Linked DNA regions of Homo sapiens: all the other regions are linked to region 2. A link is a contact called in ENCODE Hi-C or POLR2A ChIA-PET data. All regions are on one chromosome and are shown on one strand. Each heading gives the region's core, a stretch centred on a gene start or an enhancer-like site at or near the end of the contact. The rest is flanking DNA. Distances are from core to core; before and after follow the strand shown. Region 1 holds the start of PLAC8 (placenta associated 8). Region 2 holds the start of CCNG2 (cyclin G2). Region 3 holds the start of UTP3 (UTP3 small subunit processome component). Region 4 holds the start of HNRNPD-DT (HNRNPD divergent transcript). Region 5 holds the start of SEC31A (SEC31 homolog A, COPII component).

Region 1 (2,965 bases), core at 456-2,955, 6.0 Mb before region 2:
GGCACTGTTTTAAATGTTTTGCATGTATTAATTTTTTGAATTTTCCCTACAATCCTGTGGGGTAGGTGCAATTATTACGCTCATTTGACAAGGAACCTGAGGCATAGAAATGTTAAGTGGCTAGCAGATGGCAGCTAGGAATTGGGACTGAAAAGGGACTCTAAGCACTTAGAGTCTGCCATAATGCCACACATTCTCACTGTACAACCTCACACAATAGCCTTGTTCTAGTGGGAAAGATTTCCCATCCGCAAAAACTTCAGAGTGAATGACAGGAAAGCTGGCCACTCTCATTTCTTAATTTTTTTTTTTTTTTAGAGACACGGTCTTGCTGTCACTCCGGCTGGAGTGTGGTGACACAACACAGCTCACTGTAACCTCAAATTCTTGGGCTCAGGCAATCCTCCTGCCTCAGCCTTCCAAGTAGCGGGGACTACAAGCCTACGGGCACTTACCACCATGTCTGGCTAATTTTTTAATTTTTTGTTTTTGTTTTTGTTTTTTTTTAGAGACAAGGTCTCACTGTGTTGGCCAGGCTTGTCTTGAACTCTGACCTTAAGCAGTCCTCCGCCTGGGCCTCCCACTGTGCCGGCCCACCCTCATTTCTGAAAGGTTTTGTTAAACAAAGTTTATGAGAGGCCATTGTTATGGACTAGCCTCCTGCTCTAGGCCCCAGAAAATCAGACCAAACCAGAATGAAGTCGCTTGTGCTAAGTGACATATAATCAAACTGAACTTTGAAATGGACCAGTTTTCCAAAAAACAGGAGATTTCAGTCAACCTCAGTCAGTGTAGTAAGGAAGTCCTCTCTGTTTTAGTCCTATAAGGAAAGTAACTTTGAAACAACCAATCTATCTTTTTTTCTCTGTTTCCGCTTTCTTCATACTCACCAGGACACTCATTCTATTTTATAGAATGATGTGTTGCTTGATTCTAGAATTGCAAATAAAAGGCAATTACATCTTCTAAACTAAATTTGTTGTAATTTTGTCTTTTGATAGTTTAAACTATGGGATCAGAAATTCAAAGACTATGAATAAAAATTTCAAAAGAAAGAAATAGTAATACCACCAATAAGAAGAATAATTAAAAAGGTACAAAGAAATTGGATGCAACATTGTAAAAAGAGCCATAGTTTGGAGCTGAGCTGACATGAGCTAAAATCCTAGGTGAGTAACTTGTTAGCTATGTGGCCTCTGAAAGTCAGCTCAAGAATCTGAGCTTGTTTCCTCACCTCTAAAATTGAAAAAATAAGGCCTAACTATCAAAGTCATTAACAAGTCATTGATAATGCTTGGCCTATTTTAATGTTCAGTATCTGTAAGTTGATACCATTAAAGGATGCTTGAGATGCCAACTACTATATAATCTGAAACAATAATGATCTTTTTTTTCCCCACAAAGATAACAAAAAACAAACACAAAAAAACAACAGTAAGCTCTGCCAGACATGTAAAACCAATCAAACTATATAATGAATTAAATCCTTTCCCCATTAAAAAGACGTATCAGTGTACCTAACACAATATAGGAAAAGAAACACACCTTATTTGGCAAGAGATATATTCATTCTCCAGATAAGAGAAACACACATTGAAACCACTTCTGCTGGATTACTCTGGCCAATAAGAGCGTCTGAAACTGTTCTATGTACTATGCCCTGCGATAGAAACACAGTTACCTCTCCCCTTTCACGTAGTTTTCATTTGTGGTGAGATTCTCTCCCAGGCCACAAGACATTTCCTGCTCGGAACCTTGTTTACTAATTGTAAGTACTTTACAAGTAAGAACTTGTTTTAAAAACTTAGCATTCAAAAAAAAAAAGCTTTCTTTAAAAGTTATTTGATTTTCTTGTTTTTTTCTTAGCATGTTATATTTTGAGTTTCAGCTAAAAGACTAAGGTTTTCTTATCTAATTGCTTTAAATTTATACATTTAGTCAAATTCAACAATTTCTTGCTAAGCATTTTGCCAAATGCCAGGCTTTTCAAAGTAGTGTAAGATCCCAGCCTTGAATCCTCATCAATTGCTGCTTTCTGCAGCAAACACATATTATACATTGTATTTAGTAACATGATCATTAATTTCACTCTTTATTTCAATATGTATGCATGTTGACTTATGCCGGTCTAATTTCTTTCTGCTTTACAAATATTCTATTTTATCCATTCAAAGTATTTAGAAACAAGATATGGAATTTTGTAGATTTAGCTAATGAATTATAAGAATTCTTGAATTCTCACTATGAAAGTAAGAAAAACAGACTAGAATTCTTCAAAATTAAATTCTGGTGCTTCATTTATATGTATAAAGAGAGATGGAGAGATTATGAAATGGAAATGTTTCAATCAAAGCAAAAAAATGAAATTTAACATCAATAAACAGTAGAAGAGAAAAATCTCAATAATATGTCTAGTATCTGGATTAATCAATATTAATAATATGTATTAATATTACTATAATTAATATCATGTATTATATTAATATTAATGTATTTTATTAAGATAGTGGGCTGTCCTCAGGAGTGAAGTGCTCATAGAAAGGAGAGACAAATACAAGATTGATTCTTAACTAATAGATAAAATTAAGGTGTTTAAAATATGAGCCAAATACTGCAAGATTTCCTGACATTGAGACCATTCCACAGAACTTCCTAAAGAAAGGTATTCTAGTCTCATTCTCCAAAGCTTGCCCACCAAGATTCCCATTTCACTACCTCCTGCCCCCATTTTTCCTGCATTTTCCAAGGTGGCCCCTGCCAACTTTTTTTTAATCACTCTCTCTGCTCCTGTGGGGTTAAAGATGGCATGGAACAAAACAGCTGTGTGGTCACACCACAACGGGCAGAACTGCTGGCCACAGATAGGAAACCTCAGGCATCTCCTTAGCCCTTACCAAATCCAGCCCAACACGTTTACACACCCTGGCACTCAATAAAATATTTGCTGAATTAAATTGGATCTGTA
Region 2 (2,884 bases), core at 131-2,630:
GAGAAGTTGGACCCCTTCATGACCTGCCAAGTGCTCTGCCCCCAAATCCTTCATCTGCAGTAAAGACACCACACAGAGAATGTAATCTGGGGGTAAGAGGGGTGGGGAAGCGGGAGAAAGGGCTGAGGCCAGTACCTCCAGCAAGGGTCGCCCCAGCACACCCCGACAAGGAGCGGGTGAAGGGACCAGTCACGTCCGCCAGAGCCCCAGGGCAATCCCCACCACGGCCAGGGAGGTGTGGCAGGGGGAGGAGCCGTGGTCAGGTCCGCCGGCCAGCGCTGGGTAAGACCGGCCAGCCCTGGCCTCTTGGCGTTTCACAAACAGGAAACTGTCCGCGGGCGCCGGCGTCCCCTCGGTCTGCCCCACCTGAAGTCGCGCCAGGGAGGGCCTTCTGCCCAGGGGACTGCAGTGTGGCGAGCGACTGCAGCGGGTCCCGGGGATGGGGTGTTGCACAATAGGGGGGAGGGGAGGGAGAGTCTCGCGACTGAACAAAGAAGCGGAGGGAGGAGACTCCCGAGCCCCGCCCGCCCGGGGCGCCCAGCTGCAGAAGCCCCTCTCGGAGAGTCCCGCCCCCAGCTTTTCCCGTCCGCTGCTGCAGCGCCGATTCCGGACTTACCCGAGAGGCGGATACCCCCGTCCCAGGAGCCCTGGGGTGGCGCGGCACACCCGGCTACGGTCCGGGGAGAGAAGTCCAGTCCAGCCCGCCCGCCCCGCGCCCGTAGGGACAACACCCGTCCACCCACTGATGCCGGGGCCCCACAACTCTGCAGAGCCCCGGGGCTGTCAATTCGAGAAGCACCACGCCAGCAAGTCCCCGTGACAACACGAGCGGGGGCGGGGGGCACCGAGGCGGAGACTGCCCTTAACCTAGTCGCAACCTCCTTCCACCCCACGAGCATCTATCTGTCCATCGCGGGCGCCAGCTCCCCCCGGGGCTGGGGCTGAGGGCAGCACCCTGGTCGCTCCAGCGGATGAGGAGCAGGCAGCACCGAGGCACTCGCATGGTACCAACCTCCTCAAAGCCCACAGTCCCCACCACGAACAAAGAAACCCACGGCGGCCCTGGGCGGGTCCACTCACCGTGCCGGAGACGCGCCTCCACCCGCCCGCGGCCTCGCGGTCCGCACGGACTGGGCGCAGCGGGGGCTTCCAAACCTGTCTCGCAGGTCGGGGACCCACCGCCTCAGCGGTGCCCCCGGTCCGGCATCCGACCCTTCCTCCCAGGCACCGCCGCCTCGGCCTCACAGCCCCGGCTCCATCCCGCTCCCCGCGCGCCCACCCTCCGCCGCGGCGCAACGCCGGCCGCGGAAGACCAGCCCACCGCCGCACCCCCGCCGCCTCAGCGGAAACCTCCCCGAGCCCCTTGTTTTTGTTAAGAGTTTCGACGCCCCCAAGGGGGCGGGGCACGTGACTCCCCGCGGAGGGATCCTGCACTTCCTCCACGGACTTTAAAAAAGAGTCCCGCCCCTAAGCTGCCGTCTCGAGCCTCTCTCGCGGCCTCCCTAGCTCTCCTTGGCTTTGCCGAGCCAGTCCTCCCGCCTGGCGCTAGGGCGGAGAGCGGAATCTGGGCGTCGGGCTTATTCCGCGATTGATCTGCGTTGGGGAACGGGGGAAGACAGAGGGGCGGAAGGAGATCGTTTCTGGTCTCATTACGCCTTTTAAAGGTCCCCGATTTGTTTTGTTTTCGCTGTTTTGAAAAGTCCGCCCAAAGTAGCCGGCTCTCTGATTGGATGCGGGTGGGGCGATGGGCATGCTGAGGACCTGATTCACCCTCGAATCTGGATTGGCTAACTTATCAGTCTTGGAGCCCTCTGATTGGCTTTCTCCGTAGCCTGAGCCTCTCTCTGCCTTGGGGCCTTAGCAACTCCAGGGTCTGGATTGCGCATGCCTGGGTGTGCAGCGGAGAAGGTATTCAGTTACCTGCCCTGCGGGGCTGTGCCTTCTCGCCTGGCTGCCTCCGCCTTTCTTGGGGGAATGTCACGCTCGCGGCGCTTCTCCTAACAGCTAACCTTTGTGACAGCCTTTTCAGCCACGGGAGAGTTTTCTACATTCCTTCTTTATTTTGTCTTGGCGTTCCATTTTGCAATAACCCACCAAATTATTATAACATTGTCGGGGCGTTTACTAAAATATTCAATAAATGCTACAAGTTTGGGTATTTGCTTTAAAATTTTACAGTCCAAGAGAAAAAAAAATGGAGAAGAGAGGTGAAATAAGATAGGCAAAAAGTTGAGGGTCGAAGCTGGGTGATGGGTACTCGAGGCTGCATTACAGTATTCTTTCTAGTTCTGTGTCTTGGAATTTTTCCATAATTTAAAAAAATTCAGGAGGGACTGAAGGAGGGGCTTTTCAATAAAAACTTAGCACGCTGATGAGGGTACGTAAACATCTAATAATTACGGCGTACCTCCAGAGGTTGTAGTGCTGTTGTTTTAATGAAGACTCCCAGAGCTTCTTGGTCCTTGGTAACCCATAAATTATCATTTATTGTTCATTATAATTAGCGTTGTTATTATAGGCGACACGTCTCCCAGGACGGGACAAAAAGCAAACAAACCAGGTGCCTTAGGCCAGAGACACTTTCACACGGAATATCAATGGGGCATGTGGTTGACTGCCCTGGAACATTTATTTGTTTACTCTCTCCCTCCTAAATTAGAAAATACCATATTCGTGAGTTCTAATCTACATAATCAGATAGTCCCTGGGAAGAGATTTCTCCTTTCTGTTCTTCTATGTGTTTTCTGTGAATTATTTTGTTACTTGTGAAATATGGGAAGGCACACAACATAGCTTTGGCAGCGCTCTTCTTTGCGGAGCAGCTAAGGAATTTTAAAACTAGGTCCCTTTGCATATTAGCTCGGACTAAACACAGGCATCTGTT
Region 3 (3,159 bases), core at 221-2,720, 6.5 Mb after region 2:
TTCTGAACTTCTCTCTGTGTTTCACTCTGGGATTGCGATCAATCTTCTTTCTCCTAGGAGTAAGTCCCCTATTTTTAGCAATTTGATAGGTAATAGCTCTCTTTGCATTTTGATCTTCAAGAGCCTGTTCTTCAGTGCTATTTTCTTCTTTCTTTCTCTTTAGCTTTTGCCTGTCTTCTATTTCTTTATAGTACTTCAGTTTTGCTTTTTCATCAAAATCAGAATCATCAGAAAGATCTGTAACAGCACAGGCAGCAGCAGAAGTCTTTGAAACAGACTTTGGTTTGGGCTTGGTGGATTTTGCTTTTGGAATCAGTTCTTTCTTTACAGCATCATCCTTAAGTGTCAACAGATGACGAATTTCTGAGGACAGCTTCTGATCCACAACGGACAGCTTGTTGATCAAATTTCGGTAGGTAACAAGCCTTTCTATGACAGGATGTCCATGTGCTGGGACTCTCCTAGCTTTCAGGATCAAATAAAAACTGATGTTCGAGCAATAATTCAAGTAGAGGTTGTACTTGGTCCTCAAGTATTGGCTTCCTTTTCCGGGTGGAATGATCCCTTGTTCCACCAACTCTAACAATGGCTCCAGCTCATCCTTAACCTCTGTCAACTTGACTTTCAGGTCTTCTATCAGCTCCAAGAGTTCTGGTGATTCCTTTCGCAACATTTTCAGCTTCTCTTTCACTGAAACTTTAGCCAAATCCTTCACGACCCGTGTCTCAGCCTCATCTACCTGAGGCACTGGTTTTGCAAAGGCCTCAACCCAGGCGACACCAAAATCATCCTCTTGCAGCGCTTGGGCTAGGCGCCGCTGAATGATCTGTGCCTCCTCCTCCTCCTCTCTTTCCTCCTCCTCTGCCTCCTGTTGACTCTGCCGGCCTCGGGACTTGGAACCATAGTCCGTGTCATAGTAAAGTTTTTTCCTCTGACCCCACGACAAACTGGGATCCACAGAGGCCTCAGCTTCACTTTGCACGGAGCTCCCACCATCATCATCGGCATTCTCCTCCTCCTCCTCCTCCCCCGCATTCCCTCCATCTTCGTCGTCCTCATCGTCCATATCTAGGGCTAGCACCTCCTCCTCCTCCTCCTCGCCATCCTCCTCGTCTCCACTCTGTACTTCATTCCAGCCCTTAGCTAAGGCGGCCCGGGATCGTGCCTCATGAAAGTCATCTACCTGATCTTGGTAGTAGCTGGTGTCCCCTGGTGAGGGTGGCAATCCTAAATCATCTCCATTTTCGTCGGTGAGCGTGGGACCTGCCTTGGCTCGCACAGCTGCCCACTTAGCTGCTCCGCGCCGCCGGGATCTCCCCACCATGGCTCACAATCTCAGGTTTTACAGCGACTCCGGACTTTCGGCCACCACTGACTTCGGCGCAGGAATCAGGCGCTCCGGTAACTCGTGGCTCTAAACAGCAGCGCGCTCCCCTACCACCGGAGTTTGCAGACTCCTGATCGGCTACTGGAATTTCCTCTTCCTTCCGGCCCCCAGCATGCTCTCCGCGTGGCGTACGATTGAGGACTTCCGCTCGGTCCCTTAGTCGAGATCACGTTGATACCAACTTCCTTTTCACTGTGCCCTTTAACGCCAGTCGATTCCGGTGAATTAAAATCTTTCCGTGTGGAAACGATAGGATAAGGAAGTTCCGTTCCACAGAACGCTTTCTCGGGCTAATGCGCTTACTCTCGAGTGCCTGGGAGTGGCTGGGGGACGGAATCCTGACGGCACCTCCAGGCGAGGTCCCGATGGCCAATAGAGGGCGCTGCGCTTTACGCCCCGGAGAAGTCCCGGGGGCGTTCCATTGAGGTTTAACTGCGTGTGTACCCGGCGCTTGCGACCGGCAGTCTAGTGCTAGCGTAGTTTTCCTGCTCCCTTGTTTTCTCTTTTCTGCTTATCAGGCTGGAAGTTAATCAGATTGCTTTCCTCTCATTTCACCCCCACCCCCAATACCATATTTCTGGGTACCACAGCCTCAGGCAGCGCCGCTGGACTCCAGAATCCCACGGGAGGTTTCCGGGCGAGAGCGCAGGCCGGGCCTCCGGCTCGGGTTTACTCATCCCCATCGCCCTCTCCCTGCTCACAGGGCTCGGTGACCCGCTCCATGGGGATCGATAAAGCTAGATGACCCCGAGGCTGACAGTGGGAAGGCAGAGCCCCGCTGCAGGGTCTGACTCTTCTCAAGGAAGTCTGCCCTGTAATGTTAGAGTAATTCAGGGTGTAAGTTTTTAGGCATTACATATGTAAGGTTCAGGGTTAGTATTATTATACCTTTTAATGTAGGTAGTTGGAAGCTGAACTTTTGATACGTTGCTAAAATTAATGGTGACATGGCTGGGCGCGGTGGCTCATGCCCATAATCCTAAGCACTTTGGGAGGCCGAAGTGGGTGGATCACTTGAGGTCAGGAGTGCAAAACCAGCCTGGCCAACATGGGGAAACCCAGTCTCTACTACAAATACAAAAAATTAGCGGGGCGTGGTGGCGGGTACCTGTAATCCCAGCTACTCGGGAGGTTGAGGCAGGAGAATCACTTGAACCCGGGAGGCGGAGGTGGCAGTAAGCCGATATCGCACCACTGCACTCTAGCCTGGGCGACAGACAGAGACTCTGTCTCAAAATAAATAAATAAATAAATAAAATAAAATTAATGGTGACAATTTCTTTTTCTTTTGTTTTTTGTTTCTTTTTTCTTTTTCTTTTTTTCTTTTTTTTTTTTTGAGACGGAGGCTCGCTCTGTTGCCAGGCTGGAGTGCAGTGGCAATCTCGGCCCACTGCAACCTCCGACCCCCTGGTTCAAGTGATTCTCCTCCCTCAGCCTCCCGAGTAGCTGGCATTACAGGCACGCGCCACCACTCCCAGCTAATTTTTGTATTTTTAGTAGAGACGGGGTTTCATCATGTTGGCCAGGATGGTCTCCATCTCCTGACCTCGTGATACGCCCGCCTCGGCCTCCCAAAGTGCTGGGATTGATTACAGGCGTGAGTCACCGCGCCCAGCCAATGGTGACAATTTCTTTTCAGAAAGTATAGTGTCATTAGGTTAATAAAAATAATGCAAAATGTTAGAAAAGTGATACTTTGAAATAAACATTTTCCAAGTGCCTAAAGGTGTCCGAAACATTTTGAAATTTTTACAAGATTTTAGAAAATAAAA
Region 4 (3,196 bases), core at 618-3,117, 5.2 Mb before region 2:
AGGTTCAAGTGATCCTCCCACTTCAGCCTCAGGAGTAGCTGGAACAACAGGAACCACCATGCCAGGTTAATTTTCTGACTTTTTGTAGAGGCAAGGTCTCACTCCGTTGCCCAGGCTGATGGCCAACTCCTTGAGGCAAGCAATCCTCCCGACTTGGCCTCTCAAAGTGCTGGATTACAGGCGTGAGCCACCACGCCTGCCAGAAGTTAAGTGAGTTCCAAGAAGAATATTGTGTGGATGCAGGAGCACATCCTGGATGTAGAGATCTTGGCCATAATATCAAGGACTATCAGTGATATGGACATCATACATCCTCATAAAGCATGTAAAGGTGTTAGCTTTAAAATCATTCCTAGGTTGTCTGGAACTTTTGACATAAATTCTAAGAATTCCAGAAGCTCCTAAGCTACATGTGAAATCAAAATGAACCTTTTGGAAAAGTCACTATTACCAAAAGGTGGGTATGTCTAATGATATCTTAAGATCAAAATAAATGACAATTACCGTCACTTGAGCCAGAAAAGATTAAACAGACTTCCCTTCAGTCAATCATCTTAGTTGTATCTAACCCGGAATATATGGTTTGAGCACCATATCCACTTTATCCTTTGCTAATATTCTGGCAGGTGGAGACAAATGTGGAGTCACTACCACTTTACGGTAAACATTCTTGGTATTACCTTTATGTGACTTGATTATTACGGGAGTTTGGTAAGATTATATTTTTAGGACGTTTTCAGAATTTGACCTGTATTCTTGAGTTTTAATTATTCTGTAATGTAAATTCTACTAACTTGATTAATAAAACTTACTTATAATCTTCCTTTGAGATTTTTGGATAGTGTCCAATTAATACAAATTCGTTTAACTGCAGTGGAAAATACCTAAACTTTTTTTTTTTTTTTTTTTTTGAGACGGAGTCTCGCTCTGTCGCCCAGGCTGGAGTGCAAGTGGCATGATCTCGACTCCCTGCAATCTCCACCTCCCGGGTTCAAGCGATTCTCCTGCCTCAGCCTCCTGAGTACCTGAGATTACAGGTACCGGCCACCACGCCCGGCTAATTTTTGTATTTTTAGTAGACACGGGGGTTTCACCATGTTGGTCAGGCTTGTCTCGAACTCCTGACCTCGTGATCCGCCCGCCTCGGCCTCCCAAAGTGCTGGGATTACAGGCGTGAGCCACCGCGCCCGGCCCAAATACTTAAACTCTTAAGATTTTTGCTGGAGTCTGCAAACTCGTCTTTGTTTCCCCCGTGCCCGAACACTTTAATTAAACAGGCAAATAATTATTTGTTGACTACAGAAGTACCTAGAAGCTTCATTTTCTTCTAAGGATACTGCTGGAAGCAGCAAATCCCAAAGCCCGAATAATCCAGTCTCCAGCCGAGGCAGCGGGAATTTTTAATAGGTGTATAAAATTACTTTTTATACACCTTAATGAAACGCCTAACGGTGTTACAAGAAAAGAAAAAAAAAAACCACGCACACACAACAAAAAAGCCAAACCCGAACACAAACTCATAAACCTCGTAAAGATGACTCACGACATTTATATATTCTATGTACAAAGGCTAAAGAACATTAAGCGAACCCTTGATTTAACACACTTTCCAATTATTAGTAACGTAAAGGAATCACGGTACGTTTTAGGATCTTTAAACAACAAAAGCAAAGCAAAAACAATGTTTTCCTTAAGATATGCAAGTTACCTGCTTCTTCGACCAAAAACAAAAAAATTCCAGGAGAAAAGCAGGCAAACAAAAATCTTACTTGGAAAGCCAAATCTTAAAAAGAAGCCCTATCGGCCCAGCGGCGATAGACGAAAACCTCAATGTCACCCGGTCCCGGGCGGCGACGGCAGGGAGAGTAGCTGCGGCAATCAGTGCGCGCGCGGTCCGCTGCGGCGCCTGGCGCTCCGCGGGCGTCCGGGTGGACAGCGCCAGGGGCACAGGGCTGACATCTCAGGGCTAATTCCCTCCTCCAGTGCGTAAATCCAGGCTTAAGCCGCCGCAGGGTGTGAGCCTCCCCTCCCCCACCCGAACGCCGCAGCTGCACGGGGCACGACAGCCTTCGCAGAGGTGCAGCCACACCCCGGCCTAACGCTGCTGCTCCCGCCGCTACTGGAGTGGTGGGGAGGGGTGAGTGGACTCCAGGAATCCTCGGAAGGGCGGGGGCGGAGGCAGGGGGCCCCTCTAGCCGCTACTTCGAAACAGCACTCCTTGTTCTCGATGGTCCCCGCGCGACTGTCTTAGCTCACGACACTTCCGGTTCCTTTTAAAGGCCCCCAAGGCTGTGCAACGCGGAGCGTGAGAGGAAGGTATAAAGGGTAGCGAGAGGGCGGGACCGAGGAGGAAAGGGAAAAAAAAAAAACTAGGGGGATAGGGGTGGGGGGACGCGCGAAGGGCGCGCTCTCGCGTCACGTGACCGGGACGCGCCGTTCTTCCGTCGGCCATTTTAGGTGGTCCGCGGCGGCGCCATTAAAGCGAGGAGGAGGCGAGAGCGGCCGCCGCTGGTGCTTATTCTTTTTTAGTGCAGCGGGAGAGAGCGGGAGTGTGCGCCGCGCGAGAGTGGGAGGCGAAGGGGGCAGGCCAGGGAGAGGCGCAGGAGCCTTTGCAGCCACGCGCGCGCCTTCCCTGTCTTGTGTGCTTCGCGAGGTAGAGCGGGCGCGCGGCAGCGGCGGGGATTACTTTGCTGCTAGTTTCGGTTCGCGGCAGCGGCGGGTGTAGTCTCGGCGGCAGCGGCGGAGACACTAGCACTATGTCGGAGGAGCAGTTCGGCGGGGACGGGGCGGCGGCAGCGGCAACGGCGGCGGTAGGCGGCTCGGCGGGCGAGCAGGAGGGAGCCATGGTGGCGGCGACACAGGGGGCAGCGGCGGCGGCGGGAAGCGGAGCCGGGACCGGGGGCGGAACCGCGTCTGGAGGCACCGAAGGGGGCAGCGCCGAGTCGGAGGGGGCGAAGATTGACGCCAGTAAGAACGAGGAGGATGAAGGGTGAGTAAGGGGCATCCCAGGATAGTCAGGCCCAACTAGTCCCCCTCCCCCTCTTTATTCCCCCGCCATTAGGCCTGGTTCCCGCTCTCAGCCCGTTCTCCGGGCCCCCATGCAGCCTCCTTGCACTGGTCTCCCTTTTTCTATGTTGGGTTCCCCGGACCTTCATTTCCTTCTTCCTTTGCCTGCTTATCGCCCCCCTCCCCCATC
Region 5 (2,736 bases), core at 199-2,698, 5.7 Mb before region 2:
ACCCCAGAGATTAAACTTGTGACCATTTATAAAAATGGATAATTAAAAGAGGTAATTGGTCAACAAAGGACAGAGCAGCAAAGAAAAGTGATAATGCTGGAAGTGAAATTGGATGTGATTAGATTTGAAAGTGGTGACAGCAAAGCAAAGATAGGTTGAGACCCAGACCTGCATGAAGCTGTAATACAAGCCTATTGAAAAAGTCTGATAAATGTAAAAAGGTAAAGTTGCTTCAACGTCTTTCAGTTTTAATTGCACTAGGAACAGAAAGCTGCTTGCGGTTGAAATGGAGCATTTACTTGTTTGAATTGAAGACTAATCAAAAACAAATCCCAATCAGTTTGACTAGCATTCAGGCCAAAGTGATAACCTTAGTTACTGCGTTGAAAGAAAATGGTAATTAGAAGACTGAAAGAGAATATATTACTACCAGTAAAAGTTGGGTTCATTATTTCAGAAGTTGGCGTGAATTGATGTTAAGCTGTCTTATGAAGCTGCAAGCTTCAGATGGAATGTTACAGAAGATGTAGCTGACTGTGGGAATGTTAACACTGCTGCTGTTCAAGGGGCAGGATCCTTCTGCTTTAGCTACCCAAAGTGCAAGAGTTGGCTTTGAATGCTAGATGTAATGAGAAAAGAACTTGTCTAGAAGTTAGGAGATCTGGGTTGAATCCAATTTCTGGTAATTTAGCAAGTGATTTTCCTTTGGCTTCACCTTGCTGTAAAATAATTCCTCCCTAAACTAAAAGTACACTTAGGCAACGCATCTAATTAGATTTGAGGTTGTGGAGAAACAGTGGCAGAAGGTGAGTGCTACCGGGTCTCAATACCATGGGATAGTAACAAGTATGAAACGGTACTAATTGGAATTAATATAACACCCCATCTATACCTCTTTGTCCACAATAGCCTTTGGGAATGCCCAGATTGTTTCACTTTGTATAAGTTCTCAAAACGCCAGAATGTGCAATCAAGTGGGTAATTTTAAGAACTCAGTCACAAATTACAATAAAGCCCTTGCAGCCCGATTTTCCACCTGGTTTGGCGCGGGCAGTGTCGCCAGGGGCTGCCGACGCCTCACAGGACTAGTGCTACGTGGCGTTCCTGCGGGCCACGGCGGTTATTCGGCCAGACGGGGACACCCTCTGCACTAGTCCTTTACCCACTAGTCCTGGCTACCCCATCCACATTCTGCGCGCCGCCCCTCAGAAAAGGGTTTCTACGATCGCCGGGGCGCGATGACCGCAGAGCGCCACCAACCAGCGGAGCCGTACCCCGCCTCCCAGGCTACCGCCGGTCCCGGAAGTGCCGTGGCGGGCTGTGCGTCGGGTGGGCGGGGAAAGATGTCGCTCCCGGAAGTGTTGGGCGCAGGGCGTGGCTGCGGCTGCGGCTGCCACGTTGGAACGGAACGTGGAGGTGGCCCTGGCCGGGGAGGAGGGGCGGCGGCGAATGCTGGGAGAGTCCGACGAGCGCTGCACTAACGCAGGATCCGGCTGCCGAAGGTCCTCGCCAGGTGCGTCCGCCCGTTGCTTTTTGTCCTCTTCGCCGGTCCTTAAGCTTTGAGGTAGAGCCCAGGCCAAAACTGGGACCGCAGCCTGGGTCTCCGCTGCCCCGCACCAGCCTGAGGCCCGGTCTCTGGTGACGGCGCGCCCCTAGTCTTGGTTTCGGGCCCGGCGGAACAACGCCTGGCATCTGGACTCCAGTGATCGCGCCCGTCCGCATTCGCCGACGTCTCCACTGCTGAGCAAAAGCCACCCGAGGCTGGCGACAGTGTCTTGCCGGGGAGTAGTAGCCGGGCTGGTAACTGGAGTTTGAGATTAGGAGACTTTCAGACCCTTGTGCACAAAGAGGTGCGGTCCCCGAGGGTGAGGAGAGGAAAAAAAATCTCAGGATTACTTTGGCTTTGGTTAGGATTTTTTTTTGTACTTGAACTATTGCCAGATTTAAAGGTTCATAGGTTTGAACTGACGTCTACTGTCATTTAACTAGGATTATTTTAAGGACGGTGGTAGCCAGGCGCAGCCTGTACTTTGAGGGCAGTCTCATTAAGTGTTACATGTTTTTGCTAATAAGTTGTTAAATTACGGGGCTGTTGTAAAATAAACCAAAATATTGCCTGGACTTGTGGGCATTATAAATTTTTTCTTGCGCTTAAGGAATTAATTTTACGTAGGGCTATTTGAAGTTGCAGTGATCTGATAGTCTGTGACAAATCCTTTCTCCTAACTTATTTTTTCTAACTATAGAAAACTGAAATTTGGTTGTCTTTGTGGGCAGTTATAACTGTATTTAATCGATAAGGGTGTGTTCTTGTTACAGCGTCCTGCGTTTTCTGTACCTCCGTTTATTCAAGAGTTGGCAAAAGCTTACTCTCCTTTTTTTTTTTTTTTTTTTTTTTTGAGACGGAGTCTCGCTCTGTCACCCAGGCTGGAGTGCAGTGGCGCGATCTCAGCTCACTGCAACCTCCGTCTCAGCCTCCTGAGTAGCTGGGATTACAGGCGCCCACCACCACACCTGTCTAATTTTTGTATTTTTAGTAGAGACGGGGTTTCACGCTGTTGGTCAGGCTGGTCTGGCACTCCTGACCTCAAGTGATCCGCCCGAGTTGGCCTCCCGAAGTGCTGGGGTTACAGGCATAAGCCACCACGCCCAGCCTACTCTCCTTTTTTAGTGGTTCTTCTGTGCTCCTTGTTTCTCACTATCCCTTAATTAACAGCTCAGGGAGAGGTTTGTAGA

The links. A loop is a pair of places that touch in the nucleus more often than their neighbours do. ChIA-PET counts read pairs that join two places held with the same protein, here RNA polymerase II (POLR2A). Pooled maps may share reads with other maps.
Region 1: a loop to region 2 is called in a map of naive thymus-derived CD4-positive, alpha-beta T cell, with 10 times the contacts of the local background. The contact joins the promoter of PLAC8 here to the promoter of CCNG2 in region 2. A Hi-C loop is called at or near these places in 1 of 168 maps with a recorded cell type or tissue (naive thymus-derived CD4-positive, alpha-beta T cell) and 6 of 50 pooled maps. POLR2A ChIA-PET finds 5 or more read pairs at or near these places in 1 of 52 experiments (PC-9).
Region 3: a map of CD8-positive, alpha-beta T cell shows a loop between it and region 2 (24-fold over the local background). The contact joins the promoter of UTP3 here to the promoter of CCNG2 in region 2. A Hi-C loop is called at or near these places in 1 of 168 maps with a recorded cell type or tissue (CD8-positive, alpha-beta T cell) and 6 of 50 pooled maps. POLR2A ChIA-PET finds 5 or more read pairs at or near these places in 1 of 52 experiments (OCI-LY7).
Region 4: a loop to region 2 is called in a map of CD8-positive, alpha-beta T cell, with 13 times the contacts of the local background. The contact joins the promoter of HNRNPD-DT here to the promoter of CCNG2 in region 2. A Hi-C loop is called at or near these places in 2 of 168 maps with a recorded cell type or tissue (CD8-positive, alpha-beta T cell and naive thymus-derived CD4-positive, alpha-beta T cell), 4 of 37 single-sample maps with no recorded cell type and 11 of 50 pooled maps. POLR2A ChIA-PET finds 5 or more read pairs at or near these places in 1 of 52 experiments (OCI-LY7).
Region 5: a map of CD8-positive, alpha-beta T cell shows a loop between it and region 2 (20-fold over the local background). The contact joins the promoter of SEC31A here to the promoter of CCNG2 in region 2. A Hi-C loop is called at or near these places in 2 of 168 maps with a recorded cell type or tissue (CD8-positive, alpha-beta T cell and naive thymus-derived CD4-positive, alpha-beta T cell), 1 of 37 single-sample maps with no recorded cell type and 10 of 50 pooled maps.

What each region holds. Positions count from the first base shown.
Region 1 is chr4:83,113,469-83,116,433 of GRCh38, reverse strand. It overlaps PLAC8 (placenta associated 8), which reads left to right and starts at 1,705. Exons shown (of 5, transcript NM_016619.3): 1 at 1,705-1,768.
Region 2 is chr4:77,155,703-77,158,586 of GRCh38, reverse strand. CCNG2 (cyclin G2) reads right to left here and starts at 1,380. Exons shown (of 8, transcript NM_004354.3): 1 at 1,081-1,380; 2 at 1-54. The coding sequence starts at 54. LOC101928864 (a long non-coding RNA gene) reads left to right here and starts at 523. Exons shown (of 2, transcript XR_244659.5): 1 at 523-2,884. RefSeq lists silencers at 1,072-1,181, 1,212-1,281, 1,702-1,821.
Region 3 is chr4:70,686,843-70,690,001 of GRCh38, reverse strand. It overlaps UTP3 (UTP3 small subunit processome component), which reads right to left and starts at 1,470. Exons shown (of 1, transcript NM_020368.3): 1 at 1-1,470. The coding sequence starts at 1,324. RefSeq lists enhancers at 1,345-1,404, 606-1,574, 2,105-2,194, 1,575-2,545.
Region 4 is chr4:82,373,239-82,376,434 of GRCh38, reverse strand. It overlaps HNRNPD-DT (HNRNPD divergent transcript), which reads right to left and starts at 1,867. Exons shown (of 2, transcript NR_183813.1): 1 at 1,770-1,867. HNRNPD (heterogeneous nuclear ribonucleoprotein D) reads left to right here and starts at 2,444. Exons shown (of 9, transcript NM_031370.3): 1 at 2,444-2,989. The coding sequence starts at 2,757. RefSeq lists an enhancer at 2,316-2,485 and a silencer at 2,846-2,945.
Region 5 is chr4:82,889,865-82,892,600 of GRCh38, reverse strand. It overlaps SEC31A (SEC31 homolog A, COPII component), which reads left to right and starts at 1,448. Exons shown (of 27, transcript NM_001077207.4): 1 at 1,448-1,513.